2 separate regions of the Homo sapiens genome follow, and region 1 is linked to region 2. The links are chromatin loops, found by intact Hi-C in ENCODE. Cell type or tissue: endothelial cell of umbilical vein. All regions are shown on one strand. Each heading gives the region's core, and the rest is flanking DNA. Links, peaks and the distances in the headings are about the cores only. Region 1 overlaps DYNC1I1 (dynein cytoplasmic 1 intermediate chain 1). Region 2 overlaps LOC105375409 (a long non-coding RNA gene).

Evidence for each region. Hi-C counts contacts between places; a loop is a spot of excess contacts. Peaks named below come from ENCODE experiments on the same cell type or tissue, not always from the same donor. Only the 100,000 strongest peaks of a DNase experiment are listed, where the experiment ranks them.
Region 1: a loop joins it to region 2, with 6 times the contacts of the local background. A loop is called at or near these places in 3 of 110 quality-filtered maps.

Annotation. Positions count from the first base shown.
Region 1 is chr7:95,909,326-95,925,271 of GRCh38, reverse strand. The region is part of intron 6 of DYNC1I1 (dynein cytoplasmic 1 intermediate chain 1); the gene reads right to left. Among named protein-coding and RNA genes, the nearest start is that of DYNC1I1, 140 kb to the right of the region's middle. In endothelial cell of umbilical vein, for the core only: a CTCF peak has its summit at 8,507 (motif pointing left); a DNase peak (open chromatin) is centred at 8,511; H3K27me3 peaks cover 1,400 bases.
Region 2 is chr7:95,715,609-95,731,554 of GRCh38, reverse strand. LOC105375409 (a long non-coding RNA gene) reads right to left here. Exons shown (of 4, transcript XR_927774.3): 3 at 14,379-14,448; 4 at 11,654-12,373. Among named protein-coding and RNA genes, the nearest start is that of DYNC1I1, 49 kb to the left of the region's middle. In endothelial cell of umbilical vein, for the core only: a CTCF peak has its summit at 7,788 (motif pointing left); DNase peaks (open chromatin) are centred at 7,774 and 12,534; H3K27me3 peaks cover 140 bases.

The DNA.
Region 1 (15,946 bases), core at 3,807-11,806, 190 kb before region 2:
AGACACAAATTTTCACTCTGGTGAACATCCAAACATGTACTTTTAAGCTCAAGACATTGATAACATATTGGCAAGTCTTGTCCCCACTTACATGAACCATCCCAGCCACCCAGAATATCCTAATGGTAATGAACGAGTTTAGAGAGAAGGGATGGGATGGTGAGCAGATACTAAAGCAAATATTGCAACTCGTATTTTGACAAGCCAAAGGCATTTCTGTGAATACCAACAGAAACCTTAAGTCACCAAGGATTAGGTTTGAGGTTTTCAGTTGCCAAAGTCTATGTTGTATTGCATTCTCCTTGAGAGATCAGAGGGCTGTCCTTGGGTGAGTCTGTGTGATTATAAAAGCTTTGGCTAAGGCCACCTAATAGTCACCTAAGAGACTCTAGGAGAGAGCCCACTTTTGACTAGGATAGATCAAAGATGTAACCTCCATTCCTGCCCATGCAGTTTACGGTATTTCTTTCACAAATCAGGATCAGACAGATACTCCCCCTTCAGCAGATTCCAAGTTGAACCACTGTGCTGTACTAGCTTTCCACATCTTTGTTTTTGGATAAACAGAGCTTGATCTAATTCTCAGCCTCCCATCAAAATTAGCTGAAGTTTAAGGAACACTCAGAATTGTTCTAATGAGTGACCTAATGTGTTTCCACATTTCGCATTCTCATCAGAAGCAGAAAAATGCCATATCCCATCTAGCTCACTGCTGTCCGATGGACATACAATGCAAGCCACATATGTAATTTAAAATTTTCTAGTGCCACATTCAAAAAGCAAAAAGAAAAGATGAAAGTAACCTTAATAATATACTCTAATAACAATCCAACATAATTTCCGTACATAACCGATATAAAAATTATTGACATATTTTCCATTCTTTTCACACTATCTTCAAAATCCAGTGTGTATTTAGTACTTACAGTACATCACAAGTTGGACTAGCCACATTTCAAATGCACAGTAGCACCATATGTCTAGTGGCTATTGTATTGGAAGGAACACACATTTAGAAATTAAGATGTTAATCAGGACTACCAAAGCAATGGGACAATTTGAGATACAAAACACAGAAGATTGTATCTCAGAATCACTATGTTCATTTCATAAACCCAGCAGTGCAAAGAAACTTGGGGAGATGCTCTGTAAATCATCCATTCAGTGCCCATGTATGCTTTCCAATAGGTCGATGACATCACACTCCAATGGGGAAAACTGTTCTCAATAATGGCCCCAAAGTACAAAGCAATGACCCTCTCTTGTTTTTCCTTGGCAAATAATACGGCTATAAAGAGGTGCCCAATATGAAGAACATACAAAATTCTTCCCATGCCTTGGTGTCACTTCCTGATAGCCATTATGCCTATTAAGTTCCAGTAAGTAATTGTTATGCAGGACCTGAATTTTTAAAAATGTATTGGTAGATAATACTTCATTATAACCTTCCCTTTCACTCAAATGCCATTTGTACAATGATGTTATATAATTTCTGAATGGGTGCATCTTGTTTAAAGCAATGAAAAGAATGTTGAACAAATATTATGGGAAAGTTTAAATTGCTTTCCAATCAACATACCATTGTTTTAACTGTGTAGAGAACTTTTGCAAATAAGCTACAAAATGTTGTTATCCCACAAAAATGATTGTTTGAGTACAGTATTCCTCCATGTAACACAACCTATAATTTAGTAATAATAATAATATTTTGCGTGTGGATAGTACCTTACATTTACAAAGCAGGGTTTACACTGTCTCATTAAGCTTCACAAGAAACCTCATAAGGCATCGATGGCAAAATAAGCGAAATACAAGTTCTTTGTCACTGGCTTTCTTCCAACATTTTACTTCTTTTGGGCACTAAGACTATTTACAAGGTCAGTGTAGGGGGTCTCTCTATTTTTTAAAAAAATTACTATCAGTGACTCTTTCAGATTGCTTTATTAACTATGTCCTAATGGTCATTGGGTTTTCACATTGAATAAGTCAGAGTTCTTGTCCTACCTTATCCTGGTCAAATAAATTCTACTAGCCAAAGCAATTCCCTTATTATCCAGTAAATTATAATTAAAGAAAATGGTGAGCTGAAGTCTTTACCCAAAGACTGATTTACCACTTAAGTCACTGTACGTGTAGTCCTGGCTGGTGTGAGAACAGCTAAGCCTCAGAACAATCCCCTGTGCAACAAGAAAAAAGATATGAAAACAGAAGGTCCCTGAAGAAATTAAAACTCTGAATTAAAACAAATTTTAATTGAAATTAATTTTAATTTGAATTAAAAATGCAAATATGACTTTAGAAAAATCCGCTCTGAGAATAGGGTCAGGAGAGAAGTTTGATGAGAACTAATGAGCTAAAATACGTCTTTAGAACTAAGAGTGCTCAAGACCAAAGAACTCAATTTCCATTTTTAGAAAAAAAAATGGAGGTAAACTAAGAAGGACTGGAAGGCTTTGAAATGACAAATAATTAAATAGTTCTACCTTTTAAAAGTATTTAAGTAGTTTTTTCAAAACCTGGAGTCCTGGTTTGACCGGGGGCTGCTGCTTTTCCTTAGTGCCTAAACCTAAAAGTCAATGAGGAAAATCAGAGGGAACGTGTTTGTGCTGGGGTGAAAAAGATACCATTTGGCTAATTATATATCAGCTACATATGTCCCAGCTCGTTGTCTTACACATAAAAGTGTGGGGAAGTCTGGGTATCACAAAAATAGCCCTTCTCCCCCAGCATGGAAATAGGAAGGAATGAGAAGGACACAAGCTTCATGTGTGGTTTTTACTTTCTCTTATGGTAAATGCCACACATGGAGTACAGAAAGAAAGGCAAACCGAGCAAAATAGGTTTTGGTTTCCTTAGTTAAACAGCTCAATATAGTTGGAAGTTCCCTCATGCCAAAGCAAGCTAACCAATCAGTCCTTCTCCAAAGAGTTTTGCCTTCTGTGTCCTACAGAAATACAAGGGTTACTCACTCTAGAGTAACGTTTGAAATATGTTTCCAAATATACCGCAGCATGTTTCAGAAGGTTTTTGAATTACTGAAACCACCTTTACACACACTAATATTAAAAAAGAAAAGAAAAAAAAATCCTGAAGAAAAATGCGATTTGCCATTTGATTTGAATGAAGATTAAAAATATAACACAGCAGCTGTTTAATTTTGTGTCATTGAAATTCCAGTTTCATATTTTTTAATTGCTACTATGAAAAATTCTTTGATTGCACTTGATGAAATTAAGTTTTGCCTTTTTAATGATTAAACATGGGAAAATTCAAGTGTGTTCTAGTTAACAATTTAAATTCTTGTGTGTGTTTAAAAGATGAAGTAAAATCTACTAGGACATTATTTTGTCTCAAGTCTAGATACAATACTCAGTAATTGCACAAAGCAGTTGCTCACTCAGTTCTTTCAAAATGACTAAACTATTCTTTCAAAGAATAAGACAGCAAGTATTTACTGGGTTAAAAGGAAACTGTAGGATCACACTGCTCACAACCATATTGCACAGCAGTCATTTTAAAGAGGAAAACGACATATTCATCATGAGTTGTGTGATAGTCTCATGAGTCACTGGTCAGTCAACACGCTCATAAATGTGGTGCACATTTGACTCCCGGGATTTCATTTTGGAAGGTGACCAGGGTGTGTGCAGACAAGAGAACAATTGAAGAACCCACTGGCTCCTCAAAGACCCCAAGATCACACAAGGAGTTTTGATGATGAAGCCCAGACCATGTGTTTCTTTCTGTAGGCAGAAAAGTCTGTCCCAGACTGTAGTTGAACACTAAGATGGAAACTGTGGAAAGAGCTAGACTTGGTCTGAAATGAATACAAAGGTAATAATGGATTGAAATTGGGGCTTGGGCCTCACACAAGGGCTCTCCCAGAAAGTGTCTCCTTGTCCTCTAGATGTATGGCATATTTAGGAATCTGTAATATTTTTGAACTTTCATAGTCATAATAACATACTCTTTATAGTCATGAAACAATGAAGCCCCCAAAATCTTGATAGGTTTATCAATATGCAGGGTAAATTTTACACATCTTATGAACAGTTCCAGTTTTTGGATGGAAAAGTCGTTTTTTCACCTCAAAGGAAATATATTTAACTTTCTTTTAAAAGTACTGGATTTACTAATGCAAGAAAATACAATGTCATGTCGATAAAGACTATAACAATCTTGGTTTTATGAACATAGCTGTAACATTAATAGCAATGTGCACAGAAAGGGGGAGACCATTTAATTGTTTCTAAACCATCAACTGAAAATTACACAATTCTTGACTGAATGTGAAAGCGGCCATCTACTACTAAGTTACTCAGAGAATCCTCCTCCAAGGATAGTCATGACAATCCTAAAAATGGGGAATGAACTTTCTCATACTTTGGATTCTTAATAAACACCTTCTGTAAGATAAAATTATAAGTCTATTTATAAGCAAAGGCAACCATGGTATTCAGAGCGCTGCAAATGGCACCTATGACAATAATAAATGTGTATGATAGCAAATCTTGGAGAACCTGTTTTCTTTTGTCTAATTTAAAGTCATCTCTTAAAAATCAACCAAGATTTAGGAAAATAATGACACTGAGATGTAGGAACAGTATATGATAATAAGAATTATTTTTTTAAATGAACTTCTAATTTTACAATAGTTTTAGTGTAAAGAAAACTTGCGAAGGCAATACAGTCTCCTTTTGGATGGACCCCTCACCCAGTTTTCCCTATTGTTCACATCATACGTTACTGCATCATTTGTCTCAACCAATACGGACACTCTAGAATCCATTCTTTACTTACAATTCTTAATTTTTACCTAATGTCCTTCTTCTGTTCCAGGATCTTATCCAGGGTACCACATTGCATTTATTCATCATGTCTCCTTAGGTGCCACTAGACATTCCTTGTTTTTGATAACCTTGAGAATTTTTGGGAAAACAGGTCAGGTATTTTCTCTGATATTCTGTTAGTGAAATTTGCGTGATGTTTTTCTCATGATTAGACGGGGTTTGTGGGTGTGGGGGAGGAAGACTACAGAAGTAAAGTGCCATGCTCCTCATCTCATTCTAAAGGCACATGCTACTAACATGATTCATTGCTGTTGATGTTGACTTTGATCGCCTGGCTGAAGCAGTGTCTGTCCAGTTCCTCGACTATAGGATTACTCCTTCCCCCGCTTTCCATATTGTGCTCCTTGGAAAGGAGTTGCTATGCACAACCCCACACTTCAGGTGTGGGGAGCTATGCTTCACCTCCTTGAAGATACAAAATTTACATAAATTATCTGAGATCCTTCTGTATGGGAGATTTGTCTATTTTCTCTCTTTATATTTATTTATTACATCATTTACGTTTACTTTATTATGGACTCCTGGCTATGTATTTTCTACTTTTGAGAATAATCCAATAATACGCTATTCATTTCATTGCTCAAGTAGTTCCAGCTTTGACCACTGGGAACTCTTTCAGTTTGCTCCTAAAGATTACTTTTTAAGAAGTTAATACATCTTTCCTGTTCTCACTTCATATTTTTCCCCAAATTATATATGAGAAGAGCATGCCAATTTTCATGTTGATTTTGAGCTGTTTTAAATATCAAAAACAGATTTTTAGATTTGGTATGTGACAGCTCACACAGAGAGGACATCTTAGTTGGTGGACAATAAAATGTTTGCCCAGAGTCCAACTAGTCCTCTTAATTAAAACTATGAATTGTTGCAGCTTTTCTCATATGATGTCATAACTTTTTCTCTTTTACTTTGTTTTACATATTTACCTAGAAGTGGCCATGAAAAGAAGCTGATTTTTAAATTATTTAGAAACATGAAACCAAACATCAAACGTGATTAACTCTGTTTGTGAAATTAATCTATATTTATGAAAATAGAATGGATATCATATGGTATTTAGAGATAAAATTAGCATAGCATATTTCTAGCTAGCCAACCCAGAAATAACTTTCTTCCTAGTCTTTGGAAAAACCTCTAAGTCTGTAACATAGGGTCAGCAACAAAATATTATGTCTAGTTTTTTTTTATTTTTGTGAGGGGGATAGTGTAACCTATGGAAAACATTATTCAGATATTTCAGTAGAATTAATTGCTAATTTGCAAGAATGCATAGCCTTATATGAATATATAAAAATACACAGCAAAACTCTAGTTTATTACTGAGCAAACAATCAGCATGTTGTCATTCAACTGTCATTCCATAATATTTCTGAGTTGCCTACTCTGTACAAAAGGAACAACTTCTTCAGTGTCCCTCCCATCTTGTCCTCAAAGGCTAGAGTAAAAAACAGTTCCTAAAACTGTTGAGAAGTACTCTTTTAAGAAGATCTCACAAGATTTAAGTTCTGATACATTGTCTATTAAAATGGAAAAGTCATGAATTCTGGGAAATTGAGGTTGTTCCCCAAATGATAATATTTATGGTATTGTTTAAGGGAAAATAATGGGGGGCATGGTAAACAAAACTGTGTTCTAACAATGAAGAATTTCAAATAAGCAATGCAAAGGAAAACAGAGAAAACTCAGCTCTCTATAAATTTTCGCCTTAAGGCCTCAGCAACCTTCCATTCACCTCTAGGAAGTTAGTTCTTTCTTTTTCCAAAGGAATTTCTTCAGCTTGACTGCTTTTACAGGTGCCAACAGCAACAAACCATCACAAAAAAAGGCAACTGCTAAATGGCACACACATGCACACCCACACATGCACATGTGTGCACACACAGACACACCCACATACTTCTCTCCTTTTTACATCTATGCTTCCACAATTTCCCTCATGAACAAGAAGCTGTTTTGCCACCGCCAGGAAGGGTGGGGAGCCCCTTAGCCCTTCTTCCTTGGTTAGCAAGTGGGGAGGAGAAGAACAAGAGAAAGGAAATGGCTGAAAGGAAAACTACAGACCCACAGGAACAACAACACCAACAAAAAACCACACCAGGCAGTGATCACTAGTGGACACTTAGACCGAGAGGCAGGGAAATTATAATGTGGCCCATAAGGTGTGAAGTGGCATAAAGAAAGCCTGACTTCCTTATTTAATGTAATCAATCAAGATTAAATGGATTCTCCTGTGCAACAGAAGAGTAAGGTTTTTTGCTCCCTCCACCAATTTGAAGACAGGGAAACGGAGGCAGAAAGGTCAGCTGACCTCCTGAAGGCCACCCAGCAAGCCTCAGCTTCTCTTTAAAATAAAGGTTTACTTTAGATACTCAAATAGACATTTTTAAATGTTGTTCAAATCCAAAAACCTCAACCACTGGTCCTCATGTTTACAGTTCAGGATTATACAAATTTCCCTTGGTCCTCTGAGGCCTCATCTAAGAGACTTGATTGATGCTCTCCTGCAGCCCCAGGCCAAGGGGCAGAATGTTTCACGGAGAACACAGCCATTAGCTAATGGAAGACATTTTTCATCCTGTGGAAGGACAGCCGACTGCAGCCAGCTACAGGGCCGGCCAAAAGTGGCACCTACCAGCTATGAAGGACGGCGAGTGCCCAGTGCCCACAAGGTGAAGAAAAACCACATGAAGCAAAGTTCAGATCCACTGAGAACTTTATCACGATGCTGTTGGCACAAACTGACGCCATCACAAAGATGACTAGCAAATGCAATTCCCGTGGTATTTTTGATACTTTCTATTTCACCACAACGTCTTCAGCAACTTGTACCGTTTTTGAATGACTGAAGGGATTGGGGATGGGGTTCTGTAAATATACCTATATAAGTGGTGGGGGTTCCAGAATGTCTCAGGAGGAGGTGCTTAAGCATAGCATTTTCTTTGGAAGGGTACTCGGGAGAGCTCTGGCTAGAAAGTTCGACTTGACGCTGTATTTACATAGCAGTTTATAATATTTTATAAATATTGAGGGACTGTCAATAGTTCATCTCAAAGAATGGAGGTGCTGGAAGGGATATAAAAGGTCTTCCTCCGATCACCTCTCAGCACTGCCTGCCTGAAAGGAGAGAAAGCTTTTGAGTCTATAAAATCATGCCCCTCCCACCCGCTTCTCGCTACCGAAGCCACGGACACCCCGTCCCCAGTCCACAATCCAGAGGCCAAGGTCGCACAGATATTTTCTCGTCATTGCACCAGGTCAGGGGATAACTGGCAAGGCCGGTTGGAAAGTGAAAGTGTAAACAGGCTTTTATTTTCCCCTTCTTTTGGCTCTCCATGAATACAACTTTCACATAAGAACCTCAAGCTGATGGAAAAATTAGATAATCACACCCGGTTGCCCTCAACTACCATACTCATCCTTACTGTGGGTCAGCTAAGGGCTCCGCAGAAAAGGGAAGAAACACTAATTGCCTGGTTTTATTGATGCCTTTGGGGAAACGAAATAGAAAAAGACACAAAGAAACAACTTTGATGAATTTAAGACAGTTTTCTCGTTCTGATTGCTTTGACTGAATTAAGATAATTTCCATGTTTTTGAAAGTGCTGAAATCAGGCTGTGAGCAGTTTTCTAAAAAGTAAGCCAGCAGCGCCCTCTACTGGCCATTTTTTGTGCAGCGTGCGGAATCCAAGACAGGACAAAGCGGCAAAACTGGGTTTAAGAGACAGGGAAATGTCCGAGGGAAGGCTGCGTATGTCAAAAAAACAATGAATGGTCACATAATAAAGGTCAGATGTGAAATCGTAGCTATTTCTCAATGGTCAGGTAAGTACTCTGTCATAAGATATATGAAAATTCGGCCCTTATATGGAAAACACAAAAAGAAAATGGAGAACAACTCAGATCTAATAGAACACAAATGTCTACTGATTATTCTATCGTTTTTATAAATAAACATATTCAAATATTAAACAAAATTTTCCCCTTTAGAGGAAACTGTTCAAATAAACATGGAGTGATATTTCTGAAACTCACATAATTTAGGCCAGTTTTTCCACTCAGATCCACACTCTGCTTACATACTCCAGTTTCAAATTTAAGGCGAAGAAAAGCTCGCCAATCAAAGGCTTTTATTGGCAATGGAAAATAAAGTTCTCTAAGCCCACAATGAAGTGACTTTATATGGGAAATATTTCATTTTGAGAAATGTTTTTATACTTGAGAAAGATAATTTTTAGTTAGAAATATTTCCATCTGTGGCTAGTTTCTTTTAAATAAATATTTTAAATATGGGCACCAGTATGACTTCTAGATGTTCTTTGTTAAGCAGTTCAGACAGAATGGTATAGTGCTGGGCATATATTCTTAGAGAAAAATCAAATCTCAAAGCTTCAAAAGTCAACAGATTCTAAGAGTACTGATAACTAGGTATTTACTTGAAGGCAAATCAATCTCTTTTCAGGTTGGGGAGATCACTTTGTTGTTGTTGAACAGATACGGATGAAAAGACTACCAAGCGCAGTTTCACTTTCTCTGCCTGTGAGCTGCAATGGGAAACCCTATTTATTGGCACATCCCAACTTAAACAGAAGAAATATCCTAACCTAACTGGAAAGCAAACAACTAAAATTTTTTTTGTTAATATGGGAATTTAGATCGTATAAATGTATAGCCCATTTGAGTGAAAAGAGAAATTTTCTCATTTCATTTCATTGACAACGAGGAATTGCATTCTGTGAATTTATGACTTTTATTTGACAGCAATTTGCCAGAGTCCTGTAGACAGTAGCACTGAAAAAAACACATTAAATACAGTGAGAGTTTCTCACACATATAGATTTATATAGTTTTATAGCTCCAAGTGAACAGGAGAATCATTTAATCTGACCCCACTCCATCAGGACATAACTCTTCTTGGTATTCAATAAATTGTTTAAAAAAATAGCTTTACCTGAAGTGTATAGAAATAAAACATAAATATGCTTCAATGATTTGGGTTTATAAAATACAAATTAAACAGAAAAATCAAAGCTCTGGAGATAGATGTAAGTTCAAATCCCAGCAACCCATCTCTTTAGCTATGTGACTTTGTTCGTGTTAGTCAAATCTTTCTGATCTCAGGCTCCTGATCTGTAAATACTTTTCAGGGTTGTACTGGAGATAATAATGCACAAAGCTTCTGGAACAAAAGTGCTCAATGAATGATAGCTATTACTATAGTTCGTTATTATGTGTTTGTCCTCCTTGGCTGTCTTTGTGACCATACAAAAATGTCACGCTTTCTGAATTAGGAAGAACTTAATTATCTAAGTAACATGAAGGAAATGCTGGCACATGAAATACAGTTAATTCACTATGTCATTTAAGATATAACTGAGATCATTCATTTCAGGGTCAAGCAATGGATCTCGAGGGGCACAGAGTAGAAAATAAAATGCCACCAGATTTTTGCTTTAATCAAAAGTCTCATCTTAATTAAAAAGCAAACAAGTGATTCCATTTAAGAGAAGTACATGAGCAATTTCATTTGCTCAGTTTCCCTTTTAGGACATGACTTCTGATTACTCAAACAAGACTTCTGGAGGAAAAGGCCACGAGACCATGTGCCACAGATGGGCACAGCTGGCACCCAGCCGGGAGAATTCAGACTAGACCTCTGTAATGAATTTAAGGGAAAACATGAATTAATGCAAATGCCAATTCCTCAAACGCAGACTTCATTCTCAAATTGCACACCAGTGGAGCCACTAATAAATTATTAGGTAGTTTCATTTTGAAATGCTTGTCCAACATTAACTAATTTGACCATATGATATTTTCAAAGGGATAATTATTATTCTCATCTTGCAGATGGGGAAATAAAGCAGGATGATCATCACATTTAAAAAGGAACATTATTTCATATTATGACTAATACCATATTCAGTTACCAATTTTATTAAAGGGTGAAAATATTTTGTCTGCATCAAAAAAAGACATGACTGACCCAATATGGGTAAGAAGTGTATTTTGAGCTTTCTTTTTAAATTATTTGCTCTCTTCCATAATCCACAACCCGCAGAAAGGATTTCAAGTGGCCTATAAAAATAACCATAATACAAAAGGATACAGTAAATAATCAGGAATGTTCTAATGAGGGGAAATATTAGAGCCATGGACAAGAAAGCAGCCCCATCCTATTCAGCTACTGGAAGTGGCTTAAAGCTTCCTAGTGAGTAAAGAAAATGAAAATAGTAATATGATTCATGATGTCATAGATGAAATGTGCTTTGAATTGTTTTTCCAGGAGTAACAGGTCTGGTGCCCCATTCAGGCCTTCTTGCCTGGTACTTCCAATAAACCTATCAACCCAGTCCCTGCCTGGGTGAATGTATAGCTCTGGCCATGAAACAGGTCAAAGCTAAAAGGCTTGCAAACAGATCAAATGCACAATTCTGCCCAAGATCAGAGCTTCTCACCTGGTGTGCCACTAAGGGGTCACAAGTGTGTTGTAAGCAACTGATATCCTCAGCCCTGGGATGAGGATGGGGCTACCTCCTTCATTTATCCCAGTGTTCCATGCAAATACTCTGATATTAATGCAAAAAGATTAGGAAGCACAACTACAGACAACTGAATTATTAAACCCATAGCATTATTAGTGAATAGAGACTAAAAATCAGACTCATAATCCAAAAGACTGGCAAGGATGCCATTTCCCTAATTCTATGTGTTACCCATGTGTATTAGTCCTTTCTCATGCTGTTAATAAAGATATACCTGAGACTAGGTAAGAGGTTTAATGGACTCACAGTTCCACTTGGCTAGGAGGCCTCATAATCATGGAAGAAGGCAAAGGAAGAGCAAAGGCATGTCTTATGTGGCAGCAGGCAAGAGAGTGCATACAGGGGAACTGCCCTTTATAAAACCATCAGTTCTTGTGAGACTTATTCACTATCACGAGAACAGCATGGGAAAACCTGCCCCCGTGATTCAATTACCTCCAACAGGGTCCCATCCATGGCACCTGGGGTTTATGGGAGCTACAATTCACAGTGAGATCTGGGTGGGGACACAGCCAAACCATATTACCATGTCCAGCTCTCTTTCATATGTGTGGCACCATGCCCCCACCTCCGCTCAAGAGCTCTGTTCTATTTTTAGATCAGGACCACTTTACTTAGCAAGGATCAGTTTATGAAATTTCAAGAGAACTAAAAAATAATATTTCTATATGAATATGAAGATGCAAACACATTAACATCTGTTTTTTCCCACCCAGGATAGAACCATGAACTAGGCTCTGGCTCCTAACCAGAGGTGCAAGTAATGAAAGAGACACTAGCTCACCTTAAGCAAACAAGCCAAAGGAAAAGTCTACATAAAAATATTAACAGACTATTTTTGCCAATAGTGGTAGAGCATTAATCAAAGGGATTTAACTAGCTTGCTTTCTTTCTTTTTTTTAGCCAACTTGCAAAAGTTGGTTCTCATTTTGGGAGCATGGGGGAGTAACTATTTCCAAGGATGCATGAAACCAATCCACTGCCACAATACTAAGATACAGGAAGTCCATCTTGGTCTGTAGCCCACCAATCTCCTGCCTTTGAGGTGGTCCTCCCACTGTTTAGAAGCTGATTCAGACAAAGGCAGAGGAAGGACAAAAGTGTGGGTTATTAGTCCTTGACCAGGGCTGGTGCTAATGAGACTCTAGACAATGGACACAAACAGATTGCCTTTCCTCCTCCCGCCTCCAAAGCTGCCTGGCATGTTGGTCAAAGAGGGGGCAAGCCTGCATGTCTGGCTAGAACGGTTCCTTCTCTACTGCTAGAGAGGTGCCTCAATGGGCATTCTTCTGGCAGGAGAACCTGCACATGATCAGAACATGATTTCTCATTATTAATTATTCACTCTATGTCCCTGCAAATCAAGGAGTGGGAAAGACCAGCTCTTCAACCTGAGCCACATGCACTGCACACCCTGAACAAGAGAGATTAAACGTATCAAAGGCAAATGTCCTCATACCACGGAGAACAGAACAAGCCAGATAAACTCCTTCACTCCAGAACTGCCTTTCCTCTCCTTTCTTAGCATCAAGATGTTCAAGTGGGCCAGGCATGATGGCTCAAGCCTGTAATCCCAGCACTTTGGGAGGCCAAAGCGGGTGGATCACCTGAGGTCAGGATTTTGAGACCAGCCTGGCCAACATGGTGAAACCCCCTCTCTACTAATAATACAAAAATTAGCCGGGTGTGGTGGCACATGCCTGTAGTCCCAGCTACTCAGGAGACTGAGGAAGGAGGATCACTTGAACCTGGGAGGTGGAGGTTGCAGTGAGCTGAGATCACACCACTGCACTCCAGCCCAGGCAACAGAGCAAGATTCTTTCTCAAAAAAGAAAAAAAAAATGATGTTCAAGTGATGAGTGAGTGCTAAACAAGCAGCCTTAAAAAGTTTGGATTACCTGTTCACAAATTTGAGTGCTTGGGAATTCATCCTGCAGATTAGGGCATGCTTTATCATCTCTGAAGTCTTCTTACAGATAATCTGTAACTAGTTGCAGTGACCTTGAAACACTAGCTATACACATTTTTCTAATTTATCTTATTGGTAGGATAGCCCCCTTTAAAGTAGTGGTTCTCAAGATGAGATCCTTAGACCAGCAGCAGCAGGTGCTGACCTGGGACCTCACCACACGTGCAACTCACAGACCTGACTTCAGACCTGCTGAACCAGAAGGTCAAAAGATGAGGCCCTGCAACCTGGTTTGAACAAGCCCCCCAGGTGATTGGGATGCATGCTCAAATTTGAGAATCACTGCCTTAGAGTGTGTTATTTCCTGCTTCCCTAGTGTTTCAACTATTTCCTAAATGTAAGCTTGGGCCTCTGTGTCCTTCATGGGCACATTTCCAATCAGCCACTTCTCAGGAGGAGTGCTTGATATTGTTCCTTCCCTCCTTGCTTTCCTTCTTCTCACCTCTGGTCAGCCTTTTTTGACCCTTAACTGAAGCAGAGAAGTACATACCACCACTGCCTCAGTGTCACCTGTGTCACCTCTGTGGGGTCTCTCCACCGGCCCCACTCCAATAATCTGCCTCATTCTCAGAATCTGAATGCCTTCCTCCTCTGGACTGGACTTCTCCTCGCCATCATGACTTACCTCCTGGCTTCAGATCACTTCACTTTGGTCACTGACAAGTTCGAACCTCCAAAACTGTGAAGTTTCCCTGGCTTCAAGACTCCTGCTCTGTTCTAATTTTTGACAATTGTGGATTATCAAGCCTTGTTGGTCTATTTTTTTATACTGTGTCTGGAAACATCATCATAGCTGTTGGCAGAGTAGCCCAGCTATCCCCACACTTGAGTGAGAATGCCTCTTCAGAACTCTTCCAAGCTAACCTCCTAAAAATGTGACACCCTCAAAGCATAGCTTTTACCATGCTATCCTTTCTCACCTCTCGTTTTTAAAAAATTCCAAATCTTTAATATTCACCATTATCCAAAAAAATAATGATCATGACAAAGGTCATGATGATAAAGATGATGATGGCCAATATTACGACGGCCAACCTCTACTACATGCTAGTCATGAGCAACTGTGAGCTACATGTATGTATGATCTGATTTCATTTTCAAAACAACCCTGTGAGGGGTGCTATTGCCTCTTTAACAGGTGAGAAATCTGAGTACTTTCAAAGTTCATGTAACTAATAAGTGACAGCAATAGGACTTGAACCCAGTCTGTAACCTATAAATGTCCATAATTCTTGTACTGATTCCTATTCTTCTAATGCCTTGACAAGGCAGCCAAAGCCCAATGCAACCTGATTTCCCATTACTCTCTGCTCTACTTACTGGCCCCAGCACACCTGCCTCCAAACCCTTGCTAATGCCCAGGAGGCCCTGTCCTGCCCTTCAGCCTCTCTAAACCTTAATCCATGCCTCAGAGCCCAGCTCAAGACTTACCACTTCCAGGGATAAGTGTCCACTTTACATGGATTATACATGCATGGATGAAGGGCTAGGGCTGTCAGATAATATAACAGAAAATACAAAACATCTGGCTCCTGGACACAGAAGTCCTGAATGCCAGTTAATCTGGGTGGGAGGAGGAACAGATGGGGGTAGCATTTAGGAAGCTGTATTATTTCAGGTGTGATGTAATAATGGCTAGAGTTAGGGTTTTAGCTCTGGGAATGACATGAAAGGTACAGGATCCAAGAAATATGAAGAAATAATTCACAGGCCTTAGGAGGGACTCAATATTGAGTGGAAATGAAAGGAGAAAGAAGAATTCTGAGTCCTCCAATTCAGATAGGTCAAACAAAGCAAGAGCAAAGCCTTCATCCTTACAGCATCCCTATAGGGGTGACAAGGTGGGGACAATGCAAGGAAAAGAGGCAAGGAGATTCTTGCAGTGGCCTAACAGTGGGGCCAGCTCTGCAGCCAGTCTTCTGACCCAGGACCACCTCTGAAGTGCACTTGAATCAAGCGCAACCCCAAAATGACCATCTGAGAAAGAGAGAGAAAGACAGATGAAACAGGATGGAGAACGAGGCTCAGTCCAGGTAACGCAGGTCTCAAAGCACCTAGCAAGGAGTTTGGACTGATCTCAAGAGCAACCAGATGCTGGGTCCCAAGTCTGTGGCTCGCACTGCCAAGCTCGAAGAGGCAAAGGTTAAAGAACTTGTCACACCAAAGTGGCTTAAATGTACACTGTTGAGTTTTCTGTACATAAAAATAATTAAAATAATACAATTTTTCCTTAAAAAAAGAGCACCAGATACCACGGAAGGGTTTTAAGCAAGGGGGTGATGCGATTTATTTATATTTTATAAAAGTCACTCCAGCTTCACCCTCATTCCTTCTGCCAGGTCCTTCTCTTCCTCCTTCCTCTTTTCCTTTCATGGCCCAGGATCCAATTCCTTCACATTCCAGGACAGCAGAGTGTGAGCATGCCCAAGCCATGCCCCCTGAAACCCCGGCTGTAGTGCAATGTAGTCACACAGAAGATGCCCAATAAACACAGGTTTAAAAATGAATAGATACAAAATGGAATCTGGACACATTTTTGTTTTACATGTAATTTCCAACAACAAGGTTCTCACAGCCAAAGATGT
Region 2 (15,946 bases), core at 4,742-12,741:
CTTAAACCTGGAGTTTGAGACCAGCCTAGGCAACAAAGAGAAACTCAAAAAATAGAAAATAATTAGCTCGGCATGGTGGCACGTACCTATGGTGCCAGCTACTCAGGAGGCTGAGGTGAGGGGATCACTTGAGCCCTGGAGTTTAAGGCTGCAGTGAGCTGTGTTTGCACCACTGCACTCCAGCCTAGGCAACAGAATGAGACCCTCATCTCTAAAAAAATTTAAAAATTTAAATAATAAATAAATAAAAACAAAACGCCACAGCACATGAGTGTTTGTGAGAAGCAGAAATTTAATCCCACTATGAAAATTTAAAGGACACCAGATGTTCTCCTCCTTAACTGGGATTTTGAATGTGGAAGAAGAAACCTGAAAACACAGAGAAAGTTAGAGATAGTTCATGGTGGCGGAGTCAATATGGCACCAGGCACTGGAGTGGGATTCTAACAGATATTCCTGTGGCACAACAGTGGATATGCTGTCTGCTTCCCATACTCCCTGGAGTCTGCCCATTATCTGAGCTAAGGTCTTTAACTTTCCTGTCAAACCTGTGAGCTGCATAATAGCATTGTAATACATTCATTTTCTGGTTAGTTTAGCCAGAGTTCAATGGTACAATCGTCATACATATCCTTAGTACCCAGAGGTGATGTAGCTGAGAAAGTATTAGCTCTTTCCACAACCCGTTTATGAGGTATAACAGAACCTTCTGGAAACCCTCATTAGTTAGTGTTAGTTTCTGCCATTTCTGGAGCAAGGTTCTGGCCTTTAGAAAAGACTCATTTTTTCCTTACTTGAAGCCTCCACTATTTTCTGTCACCTTGAATCTTTCCACTGGGCTCTTTGCCAGACTTCCAGTCTCATGTGGAATGACTGTGAAAGTTTTAGGTTACATAACTCATGGCTGCCGATAGGTAGTACAGCCTTCAGGATGTAAGTCTTTTTCATCCCAAATGACAAGAGACTTGAGACTGGTAATGCAATGAAACATTTACATTTCTGTTTCTCAGGCCTGACCAATCATAAATGCAAAGATGATAGTTTCTAGAGCTGCTATCCATTGCTGCCTATTTATGCTCAATTTAGCAGTGGTAAGGACACTAGTGAGCATTTTATGTTTGTCTATACTATTAGGTCGGTGCAAAAGTAATTGCGATTTTTGCCATTAATTTTAATGGCAAACTTTTAACGGCAAAGTTACTGGCATTAACTTTTAATGGCAAAAACTGCAATCACTTTTGCACAAACCTAGTATAAAAGAGTACTGCATTTCATATAAATCTGAAAATTTAACCCACATATCCTTCTTGACAGCTAAGAATTTTAATTTATGATCTCATTGTCAGACTGAATCAACCTAACTGATGCTATGGTCTCCTTTACTTGGGGGTACTCCTGTTATGATACCACTTCAAGCCTTCCAAGTTGAAATTTATGTGAAATATTATGAGGGCTGAGAAAATCCAATATCCAACACGAGTTCTCAGTATGGTTGCTCACAGGTTTCTTCCCACCTCTCTCTCTCTTAAAGGATCCATAGGACTTCAACACTCTAACCTCAGAAATATTTCCAGGCTGTGGGCTCATCCCCAGTTAAGACACAATGTGTTCCTCATATGTCACAAAGTTGCAGCAGTGCCAACCCTTACAAGGTCAGTTCCAACCCTGCCTTCTTCAGTAGTCTATATACTCTACTCTCCAACATCCTTCTGAGGATATCAGTACTTCCAAACACTTCATTTCTTTCTTCTGCTGAGGGACCTTGGAAATACCCTGAGTCACTGTCTGAGACTGGAAAAATCCTACCAGGCATGATATCTTTCTTCTCATTATTATCTGTATTCATGAGTGGCTGACAACAAACACATATAACACCACTGATTCTAATCTGACAATCTAAATTTGTGTTTTCAATATTCTAAATTAAAAGTACAATTTACTGGTTAAACTTTTGTTCAGTTCATGATAGATTAAAAACAAATCCTAATTTTTCCAGAGTTCATGCATACCGTGATGATCAACTATACCTAAGGGCTCTAAGACATGATTTTTCTGGCCTTAATTAATAATTTTTAAATATGGTCTCCAAAATAATTTATCTCAGGATGATTTTTTTCCAATCTTTTTACTTTTTTGAGCCCGAGTCTCACTATGTTGCCCAGGCGGGAGTGCAGTGGCAAAATCCTGGCTCACTGTAGCTTCGACCTTCCAGGCTCAAGCAATCCTCCCACCTCAACCTCCCAGGTAGCTAGGACTACAGGCACACACCACCATTCCTGGCTGATTTATTTTATTTTATTTTTATTTTTTGTAGAGATGGGGCCTTCCTATGTTGCCCAGGCTAGTCTTGAACTCCTGGGCTCAAGCGAACCTCCTGCTGTGGCCTCCACAAAGTGTCAGGCATGAACCACCACGCCTGACCCTTTTTTCTTTTCATTTCTTTTTAGTTGACAAATAATAATTGTTTATATTTATTGGGTAAATATTTTTATGTCAACTTTTATTTTAGATTCAGAGGGTATATTGCAGGTTTTTCATGTGAGTATATTGTGTGACACTGAGATTTCTGGGGTACAAATTATCCTATCACTGAAGCAGTGAACATAGTACATTGGGCAAACTTTGATGTTATGCTACATGTACACTTAGTGGAGTGATTAAATCAGACTAATTAACAAATCCACCAAGTCACATATTTGTTATTTCTTTGTGGTGAGAACATTCACAATTTTTTTTATTTTAACAATTTTGAAATATACAATATATTACCATTAACTATATTTCACCATACTGTGTAATAGATCACTGGAATTGATTCATCCTGTCTAACTGAAAACTTTGTATCCTTTGACTAACATCTCTCCTTTCCCTATCTACTCTCCTTCCACACTTATCCCCTGGGAACCATCATCCTACTCTCTATCTCTATGAGACCAACTTCTATAGGTTTCACATATAAATGAGTTCGTATAGTATTTGTCTTTCTATGCCTGACTTTTTTCACTTAGCATAATGTCCTCTACATTCATCTATGCTGTTACAAATGACAGAATTTCCTTTTTTAATGAAATAGTGAATAGTATTCCATTGTGTATATACACCACATTTTAAAAATCAGTTTACCATTGATAGACACTTAGATTGATTTCATATCTTAGCTATTGTGAATAAAGTTGCAATGATCATGAAAGTGCAGGCATCTCTTTCACACACTGATTTCAATTCCTTTGGATATATATTCAAAATGATTTTCTAAAATGTATTCCCTATTGTTTTGCCCCTTCTGCAAAGTAATAAACTTTTTCTCCTAGATTATTGATTTACCTTTTGTAATTCACTATGTGCTTCAGGCCCTGAGGAATCACCAAGAACACATTAAACTAATGTTGGAACCTCCTCCCCAGCTTCCCAGCTTCTATCTCACCTTCCTGACAAGGGGCACTAGTACACAAAGCATGTTCTGAGATTATGGCGAGCAACCATAAGAGGCTAACACGCAATTACACCTGTCTTGACCTAGGTTTCTCAAATAGCAGAGCCTGAGAAAAAAGCTCATGTGCCAATATCTTATTAAAGAGTGTGATCCATGGAGCAAGCATGAGAAACAATGGTAGTGAAGCAGGGAAGGCCAGAACAATGATGTGTTATGAAGTTGGCTGTCCATATGTGTGACTGATTGCTTAATCCCATGGGATCACTGAAATTATGAAATTTATCATAATCTAATCTAACTTAAAAATAAATATTGAATTCTTAGGGCATATGTTTTCTGACCACAATGATATTAAATTAAAACTCAATAACAAAAAAATGGAAACAACTCAAATGTCATTCAGTGGGTAAATGGCTGAGCAAACTGCAGCACATTCATACCATGAAATACTATTCAGCAGTAAAATGAAACAAATTATTGGTACACACAACATCTCAGCTGAATCTCTAGATAATTACACTGAGTCAGAAAAAATCTCCAATTTTACATTCCATGTGATTCAATTTATGTAGTGTTCTTAAAAGAACAAAATTATAGAAATGGAAAACAGATTAGTGGGTGTCAGGGGATAAAGCATCTGGGAGTTCCGGAGAAATTAATGTGACTATAAGAAAGCAACATGAGGGATCCTTGTGATGATGGAAATCTTCCGTAACTTGACTGTATGAATGTCAATGTTTTGGTTGCGATATTGTACTATAGTTTTATTAGGTATTATCATTGGGGGATAAAAGGTACACAGTATCTCTCTGTATTTCTTTATGCCTGTCTATGGATCTACAATTATCTCAAAAGAAAAAAATGTTCAATTTTTAAGATGAAAGAAGAGCCCTGTCCACAATTTATAGGATTATCATTATTCCAGTATCATTCAAGTGCCATAAGCAGAGTGTAACCTACAATCTTATTTGCCACCTGTATCTCACTGCATCAAACCACAGGTGAGAACTTCGGTAATTGAAATGCCAGAGGTTATGCCATGCTGCTGCATGACTTCAGGAATGGGTCCCTTATGGCCATCTGACTTGTGAGCAAACCAGTTTCAGAATCCCATCCTGAAGCCTACTCTAAAGGTCCACTACAAGTACTATAGACAGGTTCCCCAATATGCAGAGCCTGAGACAAAGCTCAAACTCCAACACTTTATTGGCAGCTATGATCTAGGAAGTAAAGGTAAGAGATAGTGAAAGCAAAGCAGGAAAGCATAGAAAGCTAATACAAAGACGGGTTGTCAAGTTGGCTACCACCATGGATGACTGGTTATGTGATAGTCAGAATTCTAAAGATCTCCCCGAAGATACTCATCACCTGGTTATTTAACCAAACTCAAATATAGGCACTACTATGAAAGGGCTTTGCAGATGTAATTAAGGTGACTAAAAAGCTGATCTTAAAATAGGGAGATTATCTGAAATTAATAGATGAGCCAGCCCAATCTAATCACATATGCTCTTAGAGGCAGAGAACTTCCCTAACTGGAGACAAGAGCAGTCTTGGAGACATGGCATGGATTCTTCCAGCAACACAAATAAGCTTGGAATTGGATTCTCCTCAGAGCATTCAGCAAAGAATCTAAGCCAGCAGATACCTTGACTTTAGTCTTCTGAAACCCAGAGCAGAGAAACCCATCAAGCCAACCTAGACTTGTGACCTAAAGTACTGGAGATAAAAAATTTGCATTATTCTAAGTCACTAAGTTTGTGGCAATTTGTTACAGCAGCAACAGAAAATGAATACAGCTTGATGCCTAAAAGTAACTCAGGACTGTACATCCAGGGAAAGAAAGGAGTGAAAATTTACTCATTGACTCTCACCTCACATTAGTGAAGGTTATTGCACAGGGCAATAACTGCCTTGATTATTCAGGGTTCTTCAGAGAACACACCACATGCACACACACACACACACACACACACTCACACACACATCTCTCTAGGTAGACGGAGAGAGAGAGAGATTTATTTTGAGGAATTGACTCAGGCAATTGGGAAGCTGGAAAGTCCAAAATCCCAGGGAAGACTTAATGCTTCAGTTTGAGTCCAAAGTTTATCTGCTGGCAGAATTCCCTCTTTTATGGGGGAGGTTAGTTTTTTTCTATTAAGGTCTTCAACTGATTGGATGATACCCTCCCTCATTATGGAAGGCAATCTCCTTTACTCAAAGTCTACAGATTTAAACGCTAACCTTATCTTAAACAGTATCTTCACAGAAACAGAATTTTACGTTGTGTGACCAGATATCTGGATACAGTGGCCTGGGCAAGTTAACACATATAATTAACCATCACACTGACCTACGTTTTTGAGTTATACATACATGAGTGCTCAGCAGTTTCCCATCCAGTTTACTATGATAATAGACCAATTAAAAAAAGCCTTGGGCAGGAAATAATCCAGTGTGAGGGGCAGGCCTGAGGCAAAGTGCTGCCAGGCTGCACATAAAGGAGCTGGCCAAAATGCAAGGTTGTTTTCATGCTCATCCCATAAAAAGAAAGACCAAGGAGCAGAGAAAGGAACAGCTTCATTTTTCTGGATCCCAGACCTACGGCACATCCAGCTGTGACTCTAATTTGCACAAAGGCACCATATGTGCTAGCAGCAGTCCAACTGAGGTGGCATAATGAAGGTCAGTGGGGTCAAGAAGGCAAGATTTGTCTGAGAGAGTTAGCAGAGAGATACCAGAGCAACAAGGCTGATGATGGAACATGGCAGAAGAGAAACCTGAGGCAAGAGGTGCCATCTTTTGGCCTTGGTGTGAAGTACAAAATAAAGATAATGATAAAAAGCTGGTCTCCTTAAAAAGAGTGGCTGCTTGTAGCCTGGGATGCTTTCTTCCACCACATCCACTTCTCTCAATAGATGAGTTGTGAGGTTGGGCAGATTCCCTAGGTACTCTGAGGCATTTAATTTCTTGTTTTACTTTGAATCTCAGCGTGTTCCATTCTGAGAGGTTATTTTCCTCTCTTCTTTGACACAACCTCACACATCTACATCCAGACCCATGGACTGGGTCCTGAAATCTGGAAATCCCCAGGCTAGAGGGACAGTATCTTTGGAAGATAGATCATCCTCTCCTGTGTGGTGGTGGGAGGCAGTCCATGGCTTCCCATCCTGAACCCCACCCTCATCTGAAGAATCACAGGGCACCAACCCTCAAGTATTGCTAACTCCCTGTCTTCTCTCATTTGCTATTCTGGATCCACCACTTACTGGCTGGGTGATCTTGGGCCAATTGTCTGACTTTTCCTTGCCTTTTTCTCTTCATCTATCAAATGATGATAATAAAAATGCATACAGTCAGGCATTGTTTAATCATGAGGATACATTCTGAAGAGAAATGCATTGCTAGGTGACTTAGTTGTTGTGCAAACATCACAGAGTGGTACCTACTAATAGGTATAGCCTATTACACACTTAAGCTGTATGGTAGAGCCTATTGCTCCTCGGCTACAAACCTGTAAACCATGTTACTGTAGTGAATACTGTAGGCAATTGTAATACGATGGTAAGTATTTGTGTATCTAAACATAGAAGAGGTACAGTAAAAATACAGTATTATAATCATATGGGACTACCATCCTATATGCGGTCTGCCATTGACAGAATGTTGTTATGCAGTGCTTGATGGTACTTTATAGAATTGTGGTTTAGCTTAAATGGGCTAATACAAGTAAAGTGTTGGGAACGGTGCCAGACCAGAGATTAAAATCAACCTAAAATATAGAGTACTGATTAAACGAATTATAATTTGGCCATATAATAAAATACCATGCAGTTGTTTAAAAATAAAGATTTATAAGATATATTAATGTTGAGAAGTTGCAAAACAGCTTGTATAATATTCGTGTAGAACAATATGGCAAAGCAATATATATTTATATTTGGTTGTATATGCATAAAATTACTCAGGGAAGATACACAAGAAACTAATAATAGTCGTTTTTCTATTTGGGTCATAAAAACTAGGCAAATGGGTGACAGTGGTAGAAGAGAGTTTTTTCCACTGTATATTTTTATATGTTTTGAATTAAGAACCATATAAATGTATTATCTACTCAAAAATAGATCAAATACTTTAAAAACAAAATATAAAAAAGGAATAATTCTAATTAATTATTGGATCTAGGAAACTGTAAATCCATATGTGAGGGTCATGATCCTGAAACGTAGGTTTCATACATTAGATGATTAGGCTTCTTTCTTCTTTGAGAATTTCTGATCAATTGCAGTCCTGAGTCATGAATGCCTGAGCACTCAGGGGACCTATCTCATGGCAAGGGTGGCACCTGCAGGACAAACTGAGAATTTGTTAGTTTATTTGCTGAGCAGAAGAGCACTATAGCTGGAACATAGCTGGAGGTGGGTGATCATGGATTTCCCATTAGAGTTGTTAGACAAAGAAGTTCCATAAACACTGATGGAACTACTGCAAGCAAAGGTATGTTTAATTTAGGGCATCCAGGAAAAGTGCTTCCCACTTACTAGTTGTATTTTTCAGTGAAGGCATTTAATAGCCTCTGGAATATTATTCTTTCAGGTGTGAAATATGGATCATGAAGCCCATTTTTTAGAGTTGTATGGATTTGAAATGAAGTATCTGAAGTTCATCATCCAGCTCCTAGCACACTCCCCAAGTTCGATAACTACTAGCTATCAGTATTGTTAATGGCCACTGTCTGCCCACTGCTTCTGTTTCAGCCAGATACTCAGCTTGGTACCAATCAGCCCCTTCACCACTTTCCAGATGAAATCCAGTTACCCCATGCACGACATGATTTTTGAGGTTACACTTCAGAGTCATGCAGAAGGGTCACCTGAGCAGTCATCAGAATCCCTTCCAGGGACCTTCTCCGTTGTCGCATTCAGCTCCTGAGACTCCTGTGTCCTTGCTCCAAGGCTCTCCCTGCCTTGTCAACTCCCTGCCTGCGCCCCTTCTCTGACTTCTTACTTATTCAGAGCGACGTCTCTCTCCCACTTTAGACTTCTGTCAAATGAAAAAACACATCTGGACCTAAGTCAGCAGTGACTTTATTCAAAAAGACTATTGCAATAGGAAGAGGAGAACTATTGAAATCAATGGAGAAAATGCTTAACTGTAAGGTCCATATGCCTCTCGATGGTCAGGCAGAAAGGGCTTTTGTTTTATAAGGAAGAGTAAACAAGGCTACAAAGAACTGGGAGAAGGGGAATAGGACAAGCAGGTGTCGTGATCAGAGAGGTGAGCTGGAAGTATCAATTCTCTGAGGTCCAGAGGGGTTGTTATATGGAATTGTTCCAAATTCCAATGCTTGCTTAACCTCCCAGGGGACAAAGTTTAGAGGTCTGCAGGAAGGAGAGAAGCCTGACTAAACTTTCCTTGGTCAAAGTAAGTTAGCAGCACTTTGCTCAGTTGATCAAATCAGAAAATCATATGATGCAGAAAGTTGGTCAGTGGGGAAAACAGTTCAGCTATTATATCTTTTATAAGATTAAAAATGGGAATATGGAGAACTTGTGTCTTGTCATAGGTAAGCAAGGGAGTCTTATCTAAGTTTGGGGAAGGGTAATTCTTTGCAGTAAGCCTTTTTCTGGAACTTGGAGGATGGGGGCAGTTCTCAGCTGTTGCAGTGTTCTAGGAACACTTGGATCATGAAGAATTCAAAATCGTCATTTCCAAAGTAGCACCTTACACTACACCTCCAACTACTGGTTATTTGGAGCCATTTACTTATCATTCTCTGCCTCTGTTTCTTCACTTCTTTGTATTTAGGAAAAAATAATTACTAAATTAATTATGCATTTTTAAACTAACTGACAGCAAGAGGAATTTATCTTTACAGTTATAGAAAGTTGCATACATCAGAATGTATTTCTCTTTTTTTTTTTCTTGCTTTGTTTTTTTGAGATGGAGTCTCACTCTGTTGCCCAGGCTGGAGTGCAGTGGTATGATCTCTGCTCATTGCAACCTCCGCCCCCTGGGTTCAAAAGATTCTCCTGCCTCAGACTCCTGAGTAGCTGGGATTACAGGCTCCTGTCACTGCCCCCGGCTAATTTTTGTATTTTTAGTAGAGACAGGATTTCACCATCTAGGCCAGGCTGGTCTTGAACTCCTGACCTCATGATCCAGCTGCCTCGGCCTCCCAAAGTGCTGGGATTATAGGCCTGAGCCACTGTGCCCAGTTGGGAGAATATATTTCTTAAAAAGAACATTCTTGTATAGAATCATAGTAATATTATCCCCCAAAATTAATGTTATGATATTTTATAATGTCCAGTCCACATTCTAACTTTTCTATTATAATTGTCCTCCAAATGACTTTTATTGCTTTATTCTCCCTCTTGAAACAATAAACAATCTAAGTTCACGCATTGCATTTGGGTTTTATGTCTCTTCAGCTTCCTTGGATTTTGCTACTCAAAGTGTGATTCGTGAATCAATATTATCAACACCAAGTGGAAATTGATTTGAAATGCAGAATTTGAGGCCCTCCCCAAACCTATTGAATCAAAATCAACTTTTGAACCAAATCTCAAGGTGATCTCTATGCACTTTAAGGACAGAAGAACATGGCTCTGGCACATTGCTCCCACATTTTCCCCCAGGATACTGAATTTTTGGAAAGTTGAGAACAGTTATCTTTTTTTTCACAACTACTTTTACAGTCACTTACCTGAATATAAAAGTCACTTACATCCATTTTTGGACATTTGGAAAATGGCAATTTTATGTTCTACTTTGTTTTTCTGTTTCTGGGTGTGCTTTAGTATCTTTAAAACATCCTTTTCCTTTTTTCTCATTTTTTCTTTTGATCATGTAGGTAATATATAAGTACTGCTCAAAGAAAAACCTTAGCCAGATTAAACTTGACAGAGTTCAATTAACCAAAGAGCGATTTGAGAATCGGGCAGCCTCAGGAGCTAGAGTAGGCTCAGAGACTCCAGGGCAGCCATGTGGTGGAAGAAGATTTATAGACAGGTAAAGGAAAAGTGAGATACAGAAACAGTCGGATTGATTATAGCTTAGCGTTTACCTTATTTGAACACGGTTTGAACGATTGGTCCCCTTTGATTGGCCAAAACTCAGTGATTGGCATAAGAGTAGGTTACAGTCTCCATTTAAGTTATAGTTTACTATATACAGAAAAACCTTTAGGCTGAACTTAAGATATGTAAGGAGAAGCATTAGACTAAACTTGATTTAATAGTACATTTTTTATTGTAAAACTTCAAATAATTTAGAAATCTACAAAGAAAAGTCTGCAGCCTTCTTTATGGTTTTTTTTTTAATCACTTTTATTTCCGTTTTCAGAGGTAACTACTGTTGACTGATTGATACTTATCTGTATCATCCAGGATTCAGTGAAAGAAGCAGAATCATGATAAGAATTATGGAAAGAGGAATTTTTTTTTAGTAGGAATTAGATCTTACAAAAATGTGGGCAGTACTGGAGAAGCAAAAGTCTGGAAGAGGAGTCAGATAGCAAAGTCCCTAGCCAGAGTGCCTAGGAGCAGTGGTGTAGGCAAGCCAAACCCTAGGCTCGCACGGAAATTTGAGCAGCAGGCATGTTCAACTAGCAAAGCGGGATCAAGAACAGGAGCTCGTGTGGAAGGCTATGCATGGGAAGCTATTACCTCTGCATAACCACCTCTCTGTGGATCCGTAGCCAAGCATCTTTTGATCAGCTGTGGCTGCTATTGGATATCAGGGCAAGACATAAGAAAGAGCAGATGGACATGGAGGTTTGACCTATTGGCCAACACCATATCCAACCACAGTGACCTTCTGAGAGTAATGGCTGCTCTTTTGCTTCTGCCTTCCAAATCTTATATAAGTTCCCTCATGGCCAACTCTAACCTCGATTGAAAAAGAAAGCACAGTCCGGGTGCAGTGGCTCACGCCTGTAATCCCAGCACTTTGGGAGGCCGAGGCGGGCAGATCATGAGGTCAGGAGCTCGAGACCATCCTGGCTAACATGGTGAAACCCGTCTCTACTAAAAAATACAAAAAATTAGCCGGGCGTGGTGGCGGGTGCCTTAGTCCCAGCTACTGGGGAGGCTGAAGCAGGAGAATGGCGTGAACCCGGGAGGCGGAGGTTGCAGTGAGCCGAGATCGCACCACTGCACTCCAGCTTGGGCGACACAGTGAGACTCCGTCTCAAAAAAAAAAAAAAAAAAAAAAAAAAGAAAGAAAAAGAAGAAAGCACAACCCAGCACTGCCTCCTACCCAGCCTGAAGGAGTCTATATGGATGTGCATTCTTTATAGAAATGAAATCACACTGTGATTTTTTTTACCACTTTCACAAAGTCTAGGTCAGTTAGTACGTATTACATATGAAACGAAACTCCCTCTTTTCACATTTTTGCATCTCCTTAAGATATCATTTTCAAACCATTGGTGGTATCCCTTCGTGGTTTATGGACTTAATTAGTGTGTCAAAAGCACCATTAAAAAGGATAGACTAGAACAGGAAATATAAAAGTGTCATATCCCTCTGTAAGGATAACTATTGCTTTGTCAAATGTTTGTTTTAGTTAAATATGTGTGTGCTGTGGACACAGCCTGAAATATATATCTTACTGAAGGGAACAGCAGTTAAGAAAAACATTGCCTTTGAATGTTTTTTTCTTCTTTCTTTCATCTTCTTCTTTCTTTCATCCAATCTCCCCTAACCCTATGTTTTTGTTTGGTTGTTTATTTTGATGTATAACCAGAATTTGGAAAAGAATAGGGCAATATCTGGGGCTAATCATTTTTGAACTAAGGGAATGAGAGAGAAACAACTAAATTCACCTTTTGTAAATAAAAAAAGCAAAAAAAAAACCCCAGAAATATATAATGTCTTATACATCACCAGTCCAAAGTTGCTAGTGAGCCCTAGAGTAAGATTCTTCTTCAGCAACCTGAAAGAGAAGAGAGCAAATATGACCAGAAAAATCATACGATGTAGAAAGCGCAAAAAAAAAAATCTCTTTGGACAATGTTGAATCTTACAAGAGATTGATAGATTTCATTTCTGAACTTCCATAACCAACAGTAAAACATACATTGATTTGTTTGGTAATGGAGACCTCTAGAGAGTGCATGTCAGAATTGCAGCAAAACGTTTCTTTTTTAAGCACTAACTTTAGTTGACATCATAGATTTTTGGAACAGTAAATGGACCTGAGAGATCCTTGAATTCTGTATACGTGGATCTTCCTAAGACTTAATCGTCACCTCTTACATGCCAAGAAGTTTTATAAATAATGTCTAATTTAATGTTGACAACAATCTTGTCAAGTAGATACTATCACTTTTGTTTTCTTGTGTGTGGACAAATAAATGATGACTCAGAAAGTAAAGTGGCATGTCTAAAAGCTGAAAGCTAGAAAGCAGAAGAACCAAGTCAGGACTCCAGATTCCCAGGCCAGTGGTTGTTCTAATATACCACAATATTGAAACAGTACAAGTTTTAAGCGATGAGGATTTAGATATCATTTAGCCCATGCCCTTCATTCTTTACCAGGAAAAGATGACACACAGGAAAAAGAGAAAAGTATTGGGGATCACATAGCTAGTAAAGAATAGAACCTAGGTACTATTCATGATTCTTGGTTCTCAATCTCCCCCTCATACTGTATGAGACTAAATATATACTACTTAATAGTACTGTGGAAATACTCTTATTTCTGGCAGTATGACAGAAGAAAGAAAAAAGGAAAAGAAAAAGAAAAAAATATACACATACTTTTAAGGGAAAAAAAACACAAAAACTCTAGATAAAATAATTAAAAACAAACTTTCACTTTCCTGAAAAAGAAATTCCTAAATTTGCAAGCTGAAAATTTTAAAGTTAAGGTAGAAAGGTATCAAAAAAATTCAGAAGACAAAAAGTAGTGAACAAGATAATCAAGTGAGGAATTTCAGAATTTTTTATCTGGTGGCCTCACAGGACGTTTGCAAGAAGCAAACCTTCAGGCCTCCATAAGACTAAAGTCATATAGGATACCACTGCATAAAACTGGGACACCAATAGGGTAAAACCCTTAGTTGGAAAGGTGAATCAAAAAATTAAAGTTAGGCTGGACACAGTGGTTCATGCCTGTAATCCCAGCACTTTGGGAGGCCAAGGTAGGAGAATCACTTGAGGCCAGGAGTTTGAGACCAGCCTGGGCAATATAGTGGAATCCTGTTGCCACAAACAATTTAAAAACTAGTTATTCATAGTGGCACATATCTGGAGTCCCAGCTAAGTGGGAGGCTGAGGCTGGAGTATTGCTTGAGCCCAGGAGTTCAAGAACAGCCTGGGAAACACAGCAAGACCCTGTCTCTACTAAAAATAATTAGGCCGAGTACAGTGGCTCACGTCTGTAATCCCAGCACTTTGGGAGTCCGAGAAGGGTGGATCATTTGAGGTCTGGAGTTTGAAACCGGCCTGACCAACAAGGTGAAACCTGTCTGTACTAAAAAAATAAAAAATAAAAATAAAAATTACCCAGGCATAGTGGTGCATGCCCGTCGTCCCAGCTACTTGGGAGGCTAAGGCAGGAGAATTACTTGAACCTGGGAGGCAGAGGTTGTAGTGAGCTGAGATCACACCACTGCACTCCAGCCTGGGCAACAGAGCAAGACTCAAAAAAAAAAAAAAAAGAGAGAGAGAGAGAAAGATCCTATGTGTCTCTTTACTCAATTCTCCATAATTATAATATGTTGCAAAGCTATAGTACAGTATAGCAACTAGGATATTGACACTTATACAGTAAAAATACATTTCTATCAACAGAAGGATCTCTATGTTGCCCTTCTGTAACACATCCACACCCACATTCTCTACCTGTACTCTCTTCCCAACCTCTATTAACATTATACAATACTAAATAGACTTCAGAGCAAAGAACATTAATAGAGACAGAAAGGGATAGTTACCTAATGATAAAAAGGTCAATCCTCCAAGAAGATTTAACAATCCTAAATGAGTATTCACCAAACAACAGAGCTGAAAAATAAATGTTGACATCTATAGATTATTGTTTTTTCATACAATTTGATATCTTTCCGACTCTTCCCTGACAAGGGATTTTCTGTTTAAACCTGAATACATTCATACAGCAACTCCCTGTGTGGTCTCCACTAACAGGGCTGAGTTGACCTTGTTAGTAGTGGGCAATGTGAAAGGCCTGACTCTCCACTAGGCCTCTTTGTTCTCCAACTCAGTAGAGGAAAGAAAGAGATTCCTTGTTATTAACAGGCAAGAGTGGAAGTCTAGACCGCCCTTTAGCCTCCACTGACACCATGGTGGGATGGGGGGATTCATTACAAGCTGGCAAACATGAAAGTTCCGGCTTCTTGTTTGGTCTCTTCTGACACCACCTCCGTTGTCATGTTGGTGCTTCATTACAGCCTTACCAAGGTGGAAGTGTAGGCTCCCACTCGGCCTTTACTGACATTGGTAGCAGTGGGGTTACAGTACTCTTGTGTGGTGTTTGGTTGGAGTAGAGTAGTTATTGTCTAAAAGCTTCACATCTTGCCAGGTTGCTCCTTTTTTAGTACTTGGCTAGAGAGAGCAGGCTTTTGTCATGGCTATTTTTGTCTGCTTCAACTCAAGTTTCTAGCTTGCCAGTTTCCTTATCTCCAAGTATGTAATAGATAAGGCAAAAAGAAAACCCAGGGAACTCACTATGGTGGTGTTCCTTAGGTCCCAAGATCTTTAGCTGGTCTGCCTCCTTCTTTCCACCTTTCAGAGTATTCTTATGTTTGTCTTCTACATAATGTCCAGGATTTTTAGTTACACATATTGGAAGGATAGAAGAAAGTAGTCTACTCTATCTTAGTGGAAGTGGAAGTGATTATCTGCATTTTGCAAAATTTTCTCCCAATATGTGACTTGTGTTTTCATGTGTTTAGCCATGCGTTTTGGAGAGCAGGTTTTTAAAACAACTCCATTGAGGTATAAGTGACATACAGTAAAGTGGCCATATTTAACTCAACAATTTGAAAACTTTTGATATCTGTATAGACCTATTAAACATCATCACAATAAAGAAAGTGAACATATTCATCTCCAAAAATGTCTCATTCTTCTTTTTAACTCCTCCATCCCTCCTACTGTTATCTGCTGTCCTACTCCTACCTTCCCTCCCATCCCCAAGCAACCTCTGTTACTATAGATTACACAATTTACTATAGATTGCACTGCTATAAATATACACTATCACTATAGATTGCTTTGCATTTTCTGAAATTTTATGTAAATTAAATTATATAGTGCACACTCTTTTCTGCCTTTTTTCATTAAACATGATTATTTTGCAATATATCAATGTTATTCCATGTACCAATAATTCATTTTGTTTTACTGCTTAGTACTATTTCATTGTATAGGTATGTTACAATTTATCCATTCACTAATTGATAAACATTTGGTTTGGCTTTCATTTTTAGGTTATTACAAACAAAGCTACTGTGAACATTCATGTACAAGTCTTTGTATAAGG